2 separate regions of the Homo sapiens genome follow, and region 2 is linked to region 1. Evidence: read pairs that join two places in POLR2A ChIA-PET (ENCODE). Cell type or tissue: B cell. All regions are shown on one strand. Each heading gives the region's core, and the rest is flanking DNA. Links, peaks and the distances in the headings are about the cores only. Region 1 overlaps PPP2R5C (protein phosphatase 2 regulatory subunit B'gamma). Region 2 overlaps PPP2R5C (protein phosphatase 2 regulatory subunit B'gamma).

Evidence for each region. Peaks named below come from ENCODE experiments on the same cell type or tissue, not always from the same donor. Only the 100,000 strongest peaks of a DNase experiment are listed, where the experiment ranks them.
Region 2: POLR2A ChIA-PET joins it to region 1 with 5 read pairs; 6 of 35 experiments call an interaction of 5 or more read pairs at or near these places.

What each region holds. Positions count from the first base shown.
Region 1 is chr14:101,845,701-101,853,846 of GRCh38, forward strand. All of the region lies in intron 3 of PPP2R5C (protein phosphatase 2 regulatory subunit B'gamma), which reads left to right. Among named protein-coding and RNA genes, the nearest start is that of PPP2R5C, 88 kb to the left of the region's middle. RefSeq lists an enhancer at 6,350-6,459. In B cell, for the core only: no CTCF peak of the experiment used is centred there; DNase peaks (open chromatin) are centred at 3,691 and 4,131; H3K27ac peaks cover 313 bases.
Region 2 is chr14:101,914,105-101,922,250 of GRCh38, forward strand. It overlaps PPP2R5C (protein phosphatase 2 regulatory subunit B'gamma), which reads left to right. Exons shown (of 16, transcript NM_001352913.2): 15 at 3,727-3,843. Among named protein-coding and RNA genes, the nearest start is that of DYNC1H1, 46 kb to the right of the region's middle. RefSeq lists an enhancer at 3,066-3,721. In B cell, for the core only: no CTCF peak of the experiment used is centred there; no DNase peak of the experiment used is centred there.

The sequences.
Region 1 (8,146 bases), core at 2,168-4,667:
AGAAAAACCCAAAGGGTTTAAGGTAGGAGCAGCTCAGGTTTGTGAGGGAACCCCAGCTTGGTCCTGGGGTTAGCAGATCTTCCTCTCCAGGAAAGATAATGTAACCTTGGTACATGTGTACAACAAAGCTGGATAAACCACAGCATTGGAACGTTATGGTGGACTGTGAGCCATGGGTTGTCTCTATCCAAACATGTAAACGAGTGTCAGTGTAGAAACTGCAGACCAGCCCCACGTTACCAAATTTATACCCAAATGAAGTGTACCTGGCGGTACTGTTCATTTTGCCCGAAATCCACCCACACGGAGTGGAAAGATGGTTTCAGCATCCCTGGTGACAGGAAGGGCTGTGCACCACCTCTCCGGGTTTCTCATGGAGCCCCGCCAAACAGACCTAGCTACAGGCAGCCACATGCTGGAACCGGGAACACTTAGAGTGGGCACATTGAAGCCAGCTTGCTTCAACTCCTTCACATTGGGTGGTACAGACAGACCCGGAGGGAGGCGGGGACATTGGCTACATTTGAATGAAATAACATCCATTTAGAAACCTGAGCAGAGGCACATGTGTGCAGGGAAGCTAAGATACCATATCTCATCACACCTAAGGCACTGTTCATTGTAGTCCAAACCATTTTTAAAGAATTACCAAAAAAAGAAAAAGGAAAGTGAAAGATGTAACTTGATTTTAGAGACATTAATATGAAAAATGTATGTATTAGAATGGATAAAATAAGACACTTGCACTTTGAAATTAAGAAGGATTTATTGTAAATTTCAGAAGTCATCTACCGAGTTACAAACAGTACGAGAAGATTAACCCAATTTTGAAGTTATGTAGGTGCTAAGGGTCAGGGTAGAAGTTAGTCTTGACATTTTGTAGATATATAGAAGTATTTCATTGTTATGTTTATTGAGCTTTCAAGTTGTAGAAGCTTGGATTTATAGAGTAAGAGATCCTTGTTACCAAAAATGAGGGCTGGCAGGCCTGTACCGGGGAAGGCAGAGCTTGTGTGTCGGGTTTGCCTGGAAGAGGGCTGAGGGCTGGGTTCATGGGCTGTAGCTAAGGGCCTTCTCTTCTGAAGGAGAACTGCCTACCTCTGGCTTCTTGGTTTCAGTTCACCCATGTCTCTCCTGAACAGAGATCAAGTTGGATCGCTCATCTGCTTAAAAATCCTCTGATTCAAATCTCTCTTCCCACAGAACTTTTTAGATTTTTCTATCAAAGCACCTCTGACTGCAGAGATTCCACAGAAGAGAAATGCCTACTAAGAGCAGTTTCTTTGAAGACCTGAGTTTTATCTTAAAAGTTTATGTAGATGTTGCATTCTACTCTGATACAGGTGGCGTTATTTTGATATAAATATATTTCAAACGGTACCTCTCAGTTAAATTACCTGAGTTTGTTTTCCTCAGATGGATCTGTTCATTCAGCAGACATCTGTGGTCCCACTATGTGCTGGCCAGTTTTAGATGCTGAGGATAAAAATGGTAAAAAGACAAAGTTCTCCTCTGAGAAAATTTATAATTAAGCATCCAGTATGATTAATGTAGGGTATATAAATTATTATCAATTGTTCTCGTTTTGAAGATACTGTCTTTTGAGGAAAATTGATTTTCCAGGAGAATGCAGCCTGATTAATATCTCCTGTAACTTCAGGCCCCTGTGATTGACAAGTGAGTGCCTCTAGACAGTCTCCCCATTTAGTGCAGCCTTCAGTGCCTTCCCAGCAACTGCAGCCTCTCCTCAGCTGTGGTTCCTGTTCTCCCTGAGCCTTCATCCGCATGTCTCCCAGCAGAATTCATCACCTCCCATATTCTGGTAGTTTTCTTTTAGATCAGATACTGTCTTTTAATGTATCTATCATCAGTGCCTAGCACAGTGCCTGGCGTGTATGTATGGGATGCGTTTGCGAAATACTTCCTAGTGATGCAGGCTGTGTCCTCATGGTTGGGGCTGCTCTTTTTTTTTTTTTTTTTTTCCTGAGACGGAGTCTCTATCGCGAGGCTGGAGTGTGGTGGCGTGATCTCAGCTCACTGCAACCTCCGCCTCCTGGGTTCAAGCGATTCTCCTGCCTCAGCCTCCCGAGTAACTGGGACTACAGGCACATGCCACCACACCCAGCTAATTTTTGTATTTTTAGTAGAGACGGGGTTTCACCATGTTGGCCAGGATGGTCTCAATCTCTTGACTTCATGATCTGCCCTCCTCGGCCTTCCAAAGTGCTGGGATTACTGCGCCACTGTGCCCGGCATGAGCCAGGCATGAGCCACTGCGCCCGGCCTTGAGACTTTAGTTCTTATATCCCAATTGCTCCCCACCCATGCTTTAGATCTGATAAGCATGTCATACCACAGTTTTTATTTTATCCATTTGCAAGCATAATTACTGATCTTTCTTTTAAGAGAGAATCTTTATATAAATAGAAAAAAATTAGAGATCACCTAGATCCTTATCTTAATTGGGAAAGTTTTTCAATCAAAAAATTAGAAGCTTAAATTCTTCAGCATGACACACTATGTAGAGGAACGTTAGAAAGTGTGTTGGGGGGCCGGGCGTGGTGGCTTATACCTGTAATCCCAGCACTTTGGGAGGCCAAGGCAGGCGGATCACAAGGTCAGGGGTTCGAGACCAGCCTGGCCAATGTGGTGAAACCCCATCTCTACTAAAAATACAAAAATTAGCCAGGCGTGGTGGCGAGCACCTATAGTCCCAGCTACTCAGGAGGCTGAGGCAGGAGAATCGCTTGAACCCAGGAGGCGGAGGTTGCAGTAAGCCGAGAGCCAAGATCACGCCACTGCACTCCAGCCTGGGCAACAGAGCGAGACTCTGTCTCAAAAAAAAAAAAGAAAGAAAGAAAGAAACTGTTGGGATTTCGTGAGTGCGAGTATGTCTTCTGGTCTCAGGTAGATCCAGGTGAGTTTAGAGGTCGTCGGTGTTGACGCATCTAAAACCACGCAGGAAACGGCTGACAATCGTGCAGCCGAATGTACCCCTGGAGCAGCCCAGGGACACCCCGATTGGCAACAGCGGGAGTTGGGAGAAGAGAGGGAGGCCAGAGGGTGGGTGTGTGGAAGGAGACTCACGTCTCACTAGGTTCTTTCCATTTTCATTTTTTAGCCATATGCATGTATCTTTAGCCTTTGTTATTTGAAATATAACTCACATACAGAAGCATATGAAACAAATGTGTAGTGAATAATTATAAAGCAAATACCCACATAACCACCATTCAGGCTGGGCACCCTAAAAGCCCCCTGTAAGTCTTTTATAGTTTTAGGGATTCCTGTTTCTTCCTATAAATGAAATTATACTGAATAAATCCTCCTTATCTGCCCCTTTGATGCAACAGTATTTTGTAAGGCATATCCATATTGTGTATAGCTGTATTTCATTCATCTCTATCGCTTTGGAATGTTACATAGACTGCATTTGCATTTACCTAATCCACCACTGATGGGCATTTGGTTGTTTCTAGTCTGAGCTGTTAGGACGTTGTGCTGTGGACATTCCTTTACCTCGGTTGTGATGGACGTGTATGTGAGTGTCGTGAGGTGGTATGCCAGGAGTGCTGTCCTGGCTGTCAACCTCGTGTATCCTCAACACCACTGATAATGCACTGCCCCGCCCATGGGTGGTGTTCGGGCTCCAGCCACAAAGCAGCTCCTTGAGGCACTATTTGGTGTTGTCCGTAGTGGTTTTAATTTGCATTTCTCTGGTGGTTATTAATGAGAGTGACGAGCCCTTCATACGTGGTTAGCCATTTGGATCTATTTTGTGAAGAACCTGATTAAGACTTTTTCCTATTCTTCTATTTGTACTCTGAAGTTTTCTTACTGAGTTATTGGACATGTTTATATATTCTGGATATGAGTCTATTGGTTATATGTATTCAAATAGTTCTATCCTGTGCCTTGCCTTTTCATCCTTGTGGATGTCTTGATGAAGGAAAATGTTTAATTTCAGTGTAGATATATGTATATAATTTGATCCAGTTGCTTCCTTTCTTTCTTTCTTCTTTTCTTTTCTTTCTTTTTTGTCCCTGTGTACCTAGTTGTCCCAACACAACGTGTTGAAAGGCCGACTTTTCCTCACTCCTCTGCAACCCTCTGCTGTCACAAGTCAGGTGTCGATTTATGCATGAGCCTGTGTGACAGCACAGAGCCTGGCTGTTTTCATTCATGAAGCTTTACAGGAAGTCTTGATTTCTGGAACAGCAAGTCCTCCAGCTTGGTTCTTCTCAGGGGTGTCTTGGTTAGTCTTAACCCCTTGCATTTCCACATACATTTTAGAATCCATGTATTCAGTTCCACAGAAGTGTGTGTTGGAATATGGATTGGGATAGCATTGAATCCGTAGGTCAGTTTCTTACTCGGGTAACTGTTATCCACAGGCTGCTAGAGCAAGCATCAAATCAATGGTTAGCTAGTAAAAGCTCCCCTCTGAGTCGGGGATGGGTGCAAGGGGCCGTTCTCACTGCTCCTCTCAGCGTTGCCCAGAGGTCCTGGTCAGCGCAGTAGATAAGAAAGAGAAGAACAATGTGGGGACTTGCAGATGAAAGGAAAACCAGAGGGATTTAGCAAGATAGCTACATGTAAAAGTGATACTCAAAAACCATTTTTTCTGTATTGCAACAGCAGTTAGAAAATTAAGTGTTTTTAAAGATACCATTGACGATCACATCAAAACATAGCAAATACCTAAGAATAAAATCTGAAAATTAATGTTTTGCACATTTTGAGAAGAAAATTAGAAGACTTTATTGGGAGACATTTAAAGAGAACTTGAGTAATTGGCGAAACAGTCCATGTTCATGAATTGGAAGACTCAATCCTGCCAAATTCTTAAGTTCTCCCCAGATCTGTATGGGAAATATAAAGGGCCATGAGCAGTGAAAACGTGAGGAGGGACCAGGTGCAGGAATCAACCAGACATTAAGTCTTCTAGGGCTCTAGAAACTCAGACTCCAGGTGGTGCAGGATGAGGCAGTGGCCAAGAAGAGAGAGAGCCCTGCCTGCACAGACACTGCTCTAGGACACAGGAGACACTAGAAGTCATGGAGAAATGGTCATTTCAAAAAGTGGCATGTGAATATTATCTTTAAAAACAAAATAGAACTGCTGAGCTTTTGTTTACTTGGTGGGGGAAACTCATCCTCTGCTAAGTTTCCTCATCTGGGACATAGAGGGGAGTGGAATTTAGTACATATTAATGATGAATCCCAAATTTGCCCCAAGTTGTTAGTTCAACTTTGTTCCTACTCGTTTTGTACTAAGAATAAATACATTTGAAAGACAAGATGGCACCGTCGCTAAATGTTGGCTCCTGCCTTTCCGAGAGCTTGAGCGCTTCTTTCTGTTTTGCGTGAGATCTCTTGTCTGTGGGCTCGCGACTTGCATAGACCTCCCCAGGACCCTGGGAGCACCTTGCATGGAAGAATACACTTGGGGCTGGCATGGTGGCTCACACCCGTCATCCCAACATTTTTGGGAGGCTGAGGCAGGAGGATCACTTGAGCCCAGGAGTTCAGGACCAGCCTTGGCCAACATAGTGAGATTGTGTCTCTATAAACAATTTAAAAACTAGCTGGGTGTGGGTGCATGCCTGTAGTCCCAGCTACTCAGAGGGCTGGGGCAGGAGGATGGCTTGAGCCTGGAAGGTCAAGGTTGCAGTGAGCCAGGATTATACCACTGTACTCCAGCCTGGGCAACATAGTGAGACCCTGTCTCTAGTTAAAAAAAATAAAAACGTGCATGGAAGCTGAGGGTGCTGCTTGACCTGATGACGCTGTGGTCTCTGTGTTTGAAACTTGGCTGCTTCAGCTGCTTAGTGAATATTACGTGAGTGACCAGGGAGTACTTCCCACCCTTGTGAGCCTGCACATTCTGGGGTATCTTTTGAGTTGTCACTGTCTAGGCTGGTAGTTTTTGCAGCTGTGTCTCCTTGCTCCATCGGGGTAATGCTTATTTGGAAGGCCCCAACATCTGTGCAGCAGAAAGTCCTGGTTCTGCTGTCTTTCTGCAGCTGCCATGCTGAAAGTTGGTCCTTTATGGTGTCTTGGAGCATTTCTTTTGACCACCAAGACTTTTCATGTAAATGTGGGCTTGGCTTCTTTTTTTCAATCAGTTTCCTATCCACAGTTTACATGATGCCTCTTGGTGCATAGTGACAATTTAGTAATTCAGCCTTACTTCCTCATATTCTATGATTTGGTGGCTAAGCATGTATGTCACAGCTCTCACTCCCTTCTGTAATTGAGGTACATGTTGCTAGCAACATCGGTGAAGTTGGCTGTGGTATTCGCCGTTTAGGACTCATTTACAAAAGCCTTCACTGCCCAGTAGTGGTCTCCAAACTCTTCTGTCCACGCTTGCCTGGCAGCAAAAACAACCTCCAGCACACACCTCCACTGCGTGTAAATTTGTCTGTTGAATATTAGTATGTTGTAATTTCTTGTTCTTTGTAGAAGAAAGTATAAATAGACACCCTGCTGTTTTCTTCCTACGTTCCAATCTTGAGTAACCCCCAGGCTCACCCTGCACTCTAGATATCACTGACCAGTGAAACGCATTCAATTTCTGTACCTCCCTGACTGTTGGGACCAGGAGCATGTATAAAGCTAGACAGGAATGCTCCCAGCCTACTTTAAAGGAGATCTTTGTTAAACATCTCTATTTATCACTGATTAATAACAGGCTTCCCTTTAGTAAATACGTTTTTTAAAGAATAGCACATTCTTTTTTTTTCTTTTTTTTCATTTTCTTTTTCTTTTTTTTTTTTTTTTTGAGACAGAGTCTTGCTCTGTCACCCAGGTGGGAATACAGTGGTGTGATCTCAGTTCACTGCAACCTCAGCCTCCCGGGTTCAAGCGATTCTCTTGCCTCAGCCTCCCAAGTAGCTGGGATTACAGGCACCTGCCACCACACCCAGCTAATTATTTTGTATTTTTTAGTAGAGATGGGGTTTCACCATGTTGGCTAGGCTAGTCTCGAACTCCTGACCTCAGATGATCCACCCATCTCGGCCTCCCAAAGCGCTGGGATTACAGACGTGAGCCACCGCGCCTGGCCAGAATAGCACATTCTTATCTCCACCTTCTTTCTGTCATTTTGGATGCCCTGGGTCTTTTCTCCTCTTCTCCTACGGGTTTTGCATGAGTATGTCCATGTATATTGCTCCGGGGTATGATTGAGGATTTATCTTGAAATATTTGGAAATTGTCTCAAATTCACAATAACATATTAATTAAATAATGGGAAAAGCTAAAATGATCTATACAAGTATGAGGCATTTGTAATAACACTTTACTGTTACAAATCAGAATACGTAAAGGTATGAAGCATATTCTTCCACCACCTCCACCCATTTTTGTTTCCCCGTGGTACAGTCCTGTCAACGCAGCAGAAAATAAGATTTTTAAAATATGTTGATGAAGAAGTTGTTAAATTAACTTGTATTCAAAAAAAAATGGAAATATTTGATAGGGCCCAAGGATGCAGTTTTTTACTTTTTTACCCAATTCATTGTTACAGGTTTTTTTTAAAACAGTAAAATTCTTTTAAAAAAAAAATAGTCAAATGAGATTTTTTAAATGAAGAAAAGAAATGAAAAAAAGAGCTCATGAGATTATAATCACAGGCATATCTGCTTATGGTCTATAAGCAAAAATTCTACAGAAACACCCTGTCTGGAAGCCTAGAAGAATTGAAATTCACTTGCCTTTTAGAACAGTTTGGATAGAAATTTTATTAAAAACCGTGTTACTCTGCTCTTCCTTCTTAATTGTAATAAATTTGCTTTTGTGTTTGAATGACAACTTAGTCTTTTATTCTGAGTATCAGTTACTGTGCAGTGTTTATAACGCGAATGATGCTTTTAGGGCATTTTGAGGCATGTAAGAGTGATTTAACTCCACTCTGAATGATCCCAACATCCTTTTGAGTTTCAGTTCCCTGAAAAGGGTACATTTGGCCCTCGTGTCCGTATCTGCCACTTCATAGCACCGTGGCCTTAGGCAAGCTGTGTTGGCTCTCGTACCTGTGTCCTCGCCTCTAGATCGGGGTAACGGCACTGGCTTGAACTGCTGTTAGGAGGATTTGGCGAGGACATGTTCTTAAAGGACTTAACTGGCTACTCCTTAGGAGC
Region 2 (8,146 bases), core at 3,768-6,267, 70 kb after region 1:
TGAATGTTCTCAAGTAACTTTCTGTATTCTTTTTGGTTGCTCTCTTTGCAAACGTCTGTGGTGGTGGCAGGCATGCCGTGGTTCTGCATAGGAGCTTTGACGAACTGTGATGCTGGGAGCTTAGCCCTGCCTTGTCCTCATGTCTGTGTTGACGCCATCTGTGACGCAGTCCCCATGAGTCTCGTCCACATGCTCTAGTCGCATGGCACATGGTCTCCTAAACAGAAAATACTTCATGGGTCAATACCTCAGAGCTGGAAACTCTGGCCTCGTACTTGCTTCTCATTCTCAGGAGAAAATATCTAAATTCTGATCACTGCTTCCCATTACAACAGCAACAAAAAGTCAATAATTTTGTGGATAATACAGTCTGGTTATTTCTGTAGTGAAAATAGTTGGGTTTTCAAAGTTTGGTTTTCCATCTCAGATCTGCCTGTGGAGAATTGGTTTGCGGGCTTTGTTTTTAAGGTGGGTTCCCAGGGACTCGCTGTGTGTTCCCTGATGCCCCCCGTCCTTGCAGACCGAGCCTTCGTCCACTCAAACGTGTGACAGCACGTACCCAGCAGGCGTTGGGGACCCGGGAAGGCTGCGGTGCCCTCAGGAGTGTGTCTTATTTGAGCAGTTATGGCAACTTTATTGGGGTTTTTAATGTCACAGATGATTTAATTTTCTAAAATCATGAAACATTGGCAGTTTCTAACATAAATGTGTTTCTCCTAATCCATCAAAAGGGGCCATATAATATTTTACTACTCACTTCCCCCAGCTTTTGTGGGAATCATATGAAATGAAGACAGGCACTTCTGTGAGACTCAGAGTAGCTGTGGCTCAGTGTTTGCAACGACCAAAACTGCCATGAGCAACCCAGGGCAGGGTCTGGGACGGATGCCTGCCTTTCCTTCGAGAGAGGAGCTCATGTGCGGAATGCACCTCAGTGAAGGTTTTTGTTTTGGTTTGGTTTGGTTTGGTTTGATTTGGTTTGGTTTGTTTGAGATGGAGTCTTGCTCTGTTACCCAGGCTGGAGTGCAGTGGCGTGATCTCGGCTCACCACAACCTCCGCCTCCCAGGTTCAAGCAGTCCTCCGGAGTGCCTCAGCCTCCCAAGTATGCTGGGACTACAGGTGCACGCCACCATGCCTGGCTAATTTTTGTATTTTTAGTAGAGACGGGGTTTCACTATGTTGGCCAGGCTGGTCTCGAACTCCTGACCTTGTGATCTACCTGCCTCGGCCTCCCAGAGTGCTGGGATTACAGGTGTGAGCCACCGCACCTGGCCTTCAGTGAAGGTTTTTATTCCTAGTCAGAACCCTCTCCTGCCAGTGCCCGCTGTGTGAGGTTTATTTTGCTGTGAACATCTGGTAGCATTCTTGTGTAGGGACACTCTCCTTTGCCCCGAGGGCCAGAGAGCCGTGCTCCAAGCGGAGGCTGTTGGTGGGTCCCATGAAGAGCACTGCTTGTTGCCTGGAGTAGTCAAAAGCAGAAGAAGCGTTGGTGTGAAACAGTCCCCGCAAGTCTCAGGAGTCTTGCAGCCACTTAGGTTTCTGTATCTCCCACCTGACTGTGAGCCCCCTCGAGGAAAGGTGCTGTGTCCTGAATTGTGGAAATTTCTAGGGATACAAAGATGAGAACAAGACATAGCCCCCAGCCTCAGGGAGCTTACAGTCCATTAGGAGAGGCAGATGAATTCAGCTCAGATGATCAGATTGTATTAATAACATACCTGGGGGAGTGTGCTGGAGATGGCAGGACCAGCTTATTCGTTCCCATCTCTAAAGAAAGACACACACAGTACGGGGGCCTGGCCTCTTGGTTTGACTGAAGGGGCCTCACCCAGTCAGACTTGAGGGAAGGTGCCCGCGGCAGAGGTAGAGAAAAGCAGGGACACAGTGGGTGACAGGTGTCGGTCCTGGTGGGGTGTCAGTTATGGGGTGGGCCGGTGCGATCTGCTGAGAGGTGAGGGTGGAGAGGGAGCAGAATTCCCCCAAAATGTCAGCAGATATTAAAGAGCCATAAAGGGCAAAATGGCCCAGCCCGACTTGCATTTTTGCAAGCTCTTTGGCGCAGCATGGATGGAGTGCTGGGGCTGTCGGGGTAGGGTGTGGAGATGTGTGGAGATCGTGGTGCTGGGCGGAGCTGTGGGAGTGAAGGCACAGGGCGCTGAGGACCTGGTCTGACTGGCCTTCAAGGAAGGAACCCAGCTGAGGGTGTGTGCCCCGTCTGTTTTTGGGGGACGTGGAAGCCAGGTGGGCTGAGTTGAGCAGCAGGGCCTGGGCCTGGAGGCATGGAAGCCAGGGTGAATAAGGAGGGACAGAGGGTGTGGGAAAAGGCCGAAGACAGCCCACAGAGGAAGGAGCCCAAGGCACCTGGAGGAGAGGCTGGGGTCACAGAGACCGAGGGAGGGTGCAGGTTCAGGGCTGAATGATGGCGTCCATGGTCATCATTCCTCAGAGAGGCCCAGTGAGGCAAGGCCGGGAAGGGCTTAGCAGCCAGAGGGCACCCATAGGCCTCATGCCAGAGGTGGCTCCGTCAGAGGATGAGGGCCAACACCAGACGGTGGCTGAGAACGGAGCTGCTCTGGGCTGGCAGGGTGTGAGGGGCAGGGGTGAGGGGGCAGGGGGTGAGAGGCAGGGGTGAAGCAGGTCAGCAGGAGGGCGCTGCTGTGACAGGAGCTCAGCCTGAAAGAGGCCGAAGCTGTGGGACTCACTGGGCAGAGAATGGAGGGGTGTGGATGAGAGCAGCCTGGGCAGGAACCCCCGCTCCCCTCTCCTGAACTCAGAGGCCCTGAGCAAGTTCCCCAGCCCCTCCATGTCCCAGTTCCCCCATCAGCCAGGTGAGGGTGGCAGTACACACACACGACCACGCAGGACAAACAGGCGCCCCACACAGTTCCCAGCTCACAGCAGACACAGATGCCACTTCCTTCGCCTGTGCCCTCAGAGCCAGCAGACGCTCGTCACAGTCATACTGTCCTGTGCACCCTGTCTCATGGAACCCTCACAGCCACCCTCCGGGGTGACCTTACCCCCGCACTACACTCATGGAAATGGAGTCAACCAGGCCCAGTGACTGAGGGCTGAGCCATCTGTGTTTCAATCCAGAGCACAGGGAGAGTGGAGAAGTCCCAGGGCCGCCCGTAGGGAATGGAGAGGGAGCGTCAGGCTCACCCAGGCTGCGTTTGTTTTGGTGGAGAGCAAGTCACCCGGGATGTGATGAGAGGGTTTCATAAGCAAGCCGGGAAAATGGGATAAAGGGGAGAGAGAACCGTGCCAGCTGTCTCGATGAGAGGACATGATCGTGAGAGGAAAGGGAAAAGAATCATGAGGTTGGAGGTCGCTGGCAAAGAATGGGCGGCCAGAGGTGAGGGTTCCAGTGGTGAGACAGCTCCCACCACCGAGCCCAGGGTGCGACCTCGCACTTGGCTGCTCACGTGGAGTCAGAACTGCAGAGGCCATGGGGTGTGGGCCAGGGTATGGGCGGGCCACTGTCCATCAGATGCAGAGGGGTCAGGAGGGGACCAGCTGCTTTACTGTCTCCACTGAGTGCTTTCTGGTTTCAGAAGTCAGCAGCCGCATCATGTTGCAGGTGTAGGCGAGTCTCCCACTGAGTGGGCTTCCTGCGGGAGAGGGCCCTGGGGGGCGGCAGGGGAGATGAGTCCCTAGCCAGGATGAGAAGCTTGGAGTTCAGAGCCTGGGCACCTAACAGAGCGACTCCACGCTTTGCATTGCAGTACACAGTGTATAGTCAAGCCAGCACCATGAGCATTCCGGTTGCAATGGAGACAGATGGGCCTTTATTTGAAGATGTGCAGATGCTGAGAAAGACAGTGAAGGACGAGGCTCATCAGGTAAAAGTGCACCGAGCTCAGCTGGGCACCCATGACTGATTTGCTTAAGAAATGCACATTTTTGTAGGCGATGTGATTTGCATCAGTGCCTTCTGTTTAAGCTGAAATTAAAACTTAAATTTTGCTAGTCTTATAGGAAACATTGTATCGATAGATCTTAGTGATCAAATTACTAGAAACAGTTTTTAAGGATTAAGTATGTGCCTGAGATGTGTATCTCCATTTACTAACAGCAGTAGTAATCCCAACTCTTAACTGTTCTTTAAATGTTCACTCCAGCAAAATCGAAAGCTTCACAGCCATATCCACCCCTCGCTGTTTTCTTCACAGCCCTCTGGCTTCTGCTTCGACCCAGAGAGGCTCCCTTAGCTCTTCACAGCGGGTGCTAACAACCCCTCTCCCTAGGACACCTCACCCTCCTTGCCCCTCCCCCTGTCCCCTCACCCCCTTGCCCCTCCCCCCTTGCCCCCTCACCCCCCTCGCCCCGTCCCCTTCCCCCCTCACCCCCTTCATCCCCCTCGCTCCTCTGGCCCCCCACCCCTCCCCCCACCCCTCAGCCTTCTCCCCTCGCCCCCCTCATCCCCCTCGCTCCTCTCGCCCCCCCACCCCTCCCCCCACCCCTCAGCCTTCTCCCCTTGCCCCCCTCATCCCCCTCACTCCTCTCGCCCCCCCACCCCTCCCCCTCTCCCCCCTGACCCCCCTCGCCCCCCTCGCCCCCTCCCGGGCACTGTCTTTCAGTGCTTTGGTCACAGGCCACCTCCAAAGAGAGCCTCCGACCACTGTTACTCCTCAGCTGGGCCTGTAGACACTTAGGACAACTGACTCAGTTCCTGCCTGGGTTCAAGGAGCGTTTCAGCTGCCGTGTTTCCCTGAGCGTCCCTCCCTGTTTCAAATGCCTGTAAACTAAAACAGTAGTCCCAAATGGCCTGGGGACATTGGCCTTTCTCACTGAGAAACTTTAACCTCTTTTTGACCAGCGAAAGAATTCCAAAAGACATCCCCTTCTAAAATTCTGAGGTAAGAAGTGAAAGTAGGCGCCCCGCCTGTGGAGTAGCCATTGTTTTACTCCTTTACTGCATTAAATAAAATATGTTGTTTGAATGAATGCCCCCCATTTCTTTTTTACTTCTTGAATGTGACTGCTAGAAGATTCGGAATTAGCACATGGCTGACGCCATATCCCCGGCTCCTTTCCGGAGTTGCACAGGAAAGGGCTCACGGCACCAAGTCCCCACGGCAGCCACGGTCATCGGCCTCTTCTGCCCCTCTAATTCCTCAACTCAGGTTAAGAGCAAAATAGATGACTGAATGCTTTTCTTAGCTCATCAAAGCCTGAAAATACTAGAAATACAGTGGAAAAGCTCACTGAAGACTTGGAATATCAGTAACTAATTTTCTATCTAATCCAGTTGGTTCCATATTCTCCTCACCATGAATGTTCTTAGCAATGAATAGATGTCATCAAAAATATGAAAATCTGTATATATTTCTCTCTTTGTGGGAGTGTTAATGTTCTTCTTGATATTTTTTTTTAACTCAGGAATTTAAGGTTGCCTTTTTATACCATTTTGATTTTGTGGCTTCAAATTTGCTCAAGACTTGTTAAGTTGACCTTGTTACTGCACACAGAAGGAAATCACAGTCGGTGTCTCTTCTGTGAGGGAACCTGCCTGGGAGTTTGTGGCCACGTGTTCATTTTTAAGACACGAGGCTATACACAGTTAAAAAGCCAATTCTTGGCCGGGTGTGGTGGCTCACGCCTGTAATCCCAGCACTTTGGGAGGCCGAGGCAGGCAGATCACCTGTGCTCAGGAGTTTGAAACAAGCCTGGCCAACATGGGGAAACCCCATCTCTACTAAAAAATACAAAAATTAGCCAGGCTTGGTGGCAGGTTCCTGTAATCCCAACTACTTGGGAGGCTGAGGCAGGAGAATCGCTTGAACCTGGGAGGTGGAGGTTGCAGTGAGCCAAGATGGTGCCACTGCACTCCAGCCTGGGCAAGAAAAGCAAAACTCCGTCTCAAAAAAAAAAAAAAAAAAAAAAACCAATTCTTACACATTAAATAGCTTAGGGTTGGGGAATTTTTATTTTTGGTATAGCCTTTGACTTAGGTCAGAATTAAAGCTAGACAAAGAATAAACTAGGTCCAAAATGTGATGTACCTGAAAGGTGTGTGCATATTTGCAATTTAGGTCCTGCTCTGTAGTAGATCAAGAACTTGATCAAGAATGCAAACCAAAATAGCATTCTCTCCTGAGTAAAGCTGCCTTTGAAAGTCAGGCCTAGTATCTGTGTGATATTCGGGGCCCCAGAACGTCCAACTGCTTGGTCTGTCCACTGCCCTTAGAAAGGGGCACGTCCCCTCCTGGGAGGGTTACCTTATACAGTGACAGGAAGGAACCAGTCCTATGGCCATCCACGTGTCTACTTGTAAATACACACACAGGCAGGACAGTTCTTGGAGAACTCCTGTAGCATGTCTGCTTCCTTGTTTTCACAACTCTTGAAATTGTATTCTGTCACCGGGTTTCCTGTGTGACTGATATTCTTACAACAGTGATTCCCTCACCTCATCCTTAGATCTCTATGAATTATGTTCCTGAGTCAGAAGACTCAGAAGAGTCATTGGGATGTCTGTTTTCCCCAGATTAACGTGCTCTCCATTAGAATCTCAGCAGGCTTTTTATCCTCAAGAAGTTGAGAAAGCTAATTCTAAAATTCACATGGAAATGCAAAGGATCTAGAGTAGCCAAAACAACTGTGAAAAAGAACAAAGTTGGAAGACTAATAATACTATGCAATTCCAAGACTTCTTATAGTTTTTGTTTGTGTTTGGAGACAGGGTCTCACTGTGTCACCCAGGCTGGAGTGCAGTGGTGTGATCACAGCACACTGCAGCCTCAACCTCCTGGGCTCAGGCGATCCTTCTACCTCAGCCTCCTGCAGTGCTGAGATTACAGGTGTGAGGACCTGTGCCTGGCCTGACTCCTTGTAGATTTCTGTGGATCAGTTGAATCAATTGAATTCAGTTGAATTCAACCTATCCAGATGAAGGTATTTATGAAGTGCAGTCTCTAGGTGTAATATTTGAAATGATAAATTCTGCTTTTTTTTTTTTTTTTTTTTTTTTTTTTTTTGAGACAGGGTCTTGCTCTGATACCCAGGCTGGAATGCAGTGGCACAATCTTGGCTCACTGCAGCCTCGGCCTCCTGGACTCAAGCAATCCGCCCACTTCAGCCTCCCAAGCAGCAGTGACTACCGGCACCACCACACTCAGCTGATTTTTGTATTTTTAGCAGAGATGGAGTTTTAACATGTTGGCTAGGCTGGTCTCAAACTCCTGGTCTCAAGTGATCTGCCTGCCTTGGCCTCCCAAAGTGCTGGGATTATGGGCATGAGCCACCGCGCCCAGCCAATAAACTTTTCTTAAGTTGAAAAATGTTTGGAGTCGTTTTCTGGAAATTCTGAAAGCACTATGGTTAAAGCAAAAAGAAGGTACCAATTCAAGTCTGCAGTGAGCTATGATCGCACCACTGCCCTCCAGCCTGGGTGACAGAGCCAGACTCGGACTCTGAAAATTAAAAAAAAAAAGGTACCGGGATGCAGGAAAAACGTGCACAATTTGGTGACCAAATTGACGTAAGAAATGATAGCTGAAAATTAAGCTTTTTTGGTTTTTATATATAGTCATTTGATTATATTCAGTGCCCTTTTAATTTTATTTTCAGCTAACTTTATTTTTCCAAAATAATTTCACATTTCTTTGAGATGATGTGAGTGTTGGGTAGGGAGAGGTGTGAGAGGTAGTTGAAGGAATAGCTGGAGAGTGGGAAGCAGGCTCTGATGCTGATGGATGGAGTAGGCTGGATTTTTGTGGAGAAATTCAACCATGTATCTACCTATCCTTTATTTACATTTCCTTCAAGAAACTAGTATAACCCTATACAGAACATTCAAAGAAAACTAGCAAATATCATGTGAATAACATTTATATTATAGACATTTTAAATGTTTGCAATTCTCATTTTTAACAGTTGGTCGGGAGAAAAGCAGTGTCAACCACGCAAGTAAGGAAGGTGTAGAGAGACGGAAGGTGGGCAGTGCAGGCTCTCATTACTCAACGTGTAGAGCACATTGAAGGCCTGTTCTCCAGGAGAAGAATTGACGAGTTAACGTGGACATGAAGTATTTTCCCTTTTGTCCATGTCATTCCAGATTGTGATGGTCAAAACAAAGAAAGAAATTTGGCAGCTGGGAGGCCGGGCACAATGGCAGATGCCTGTAATCCCAGCACTTTGGGA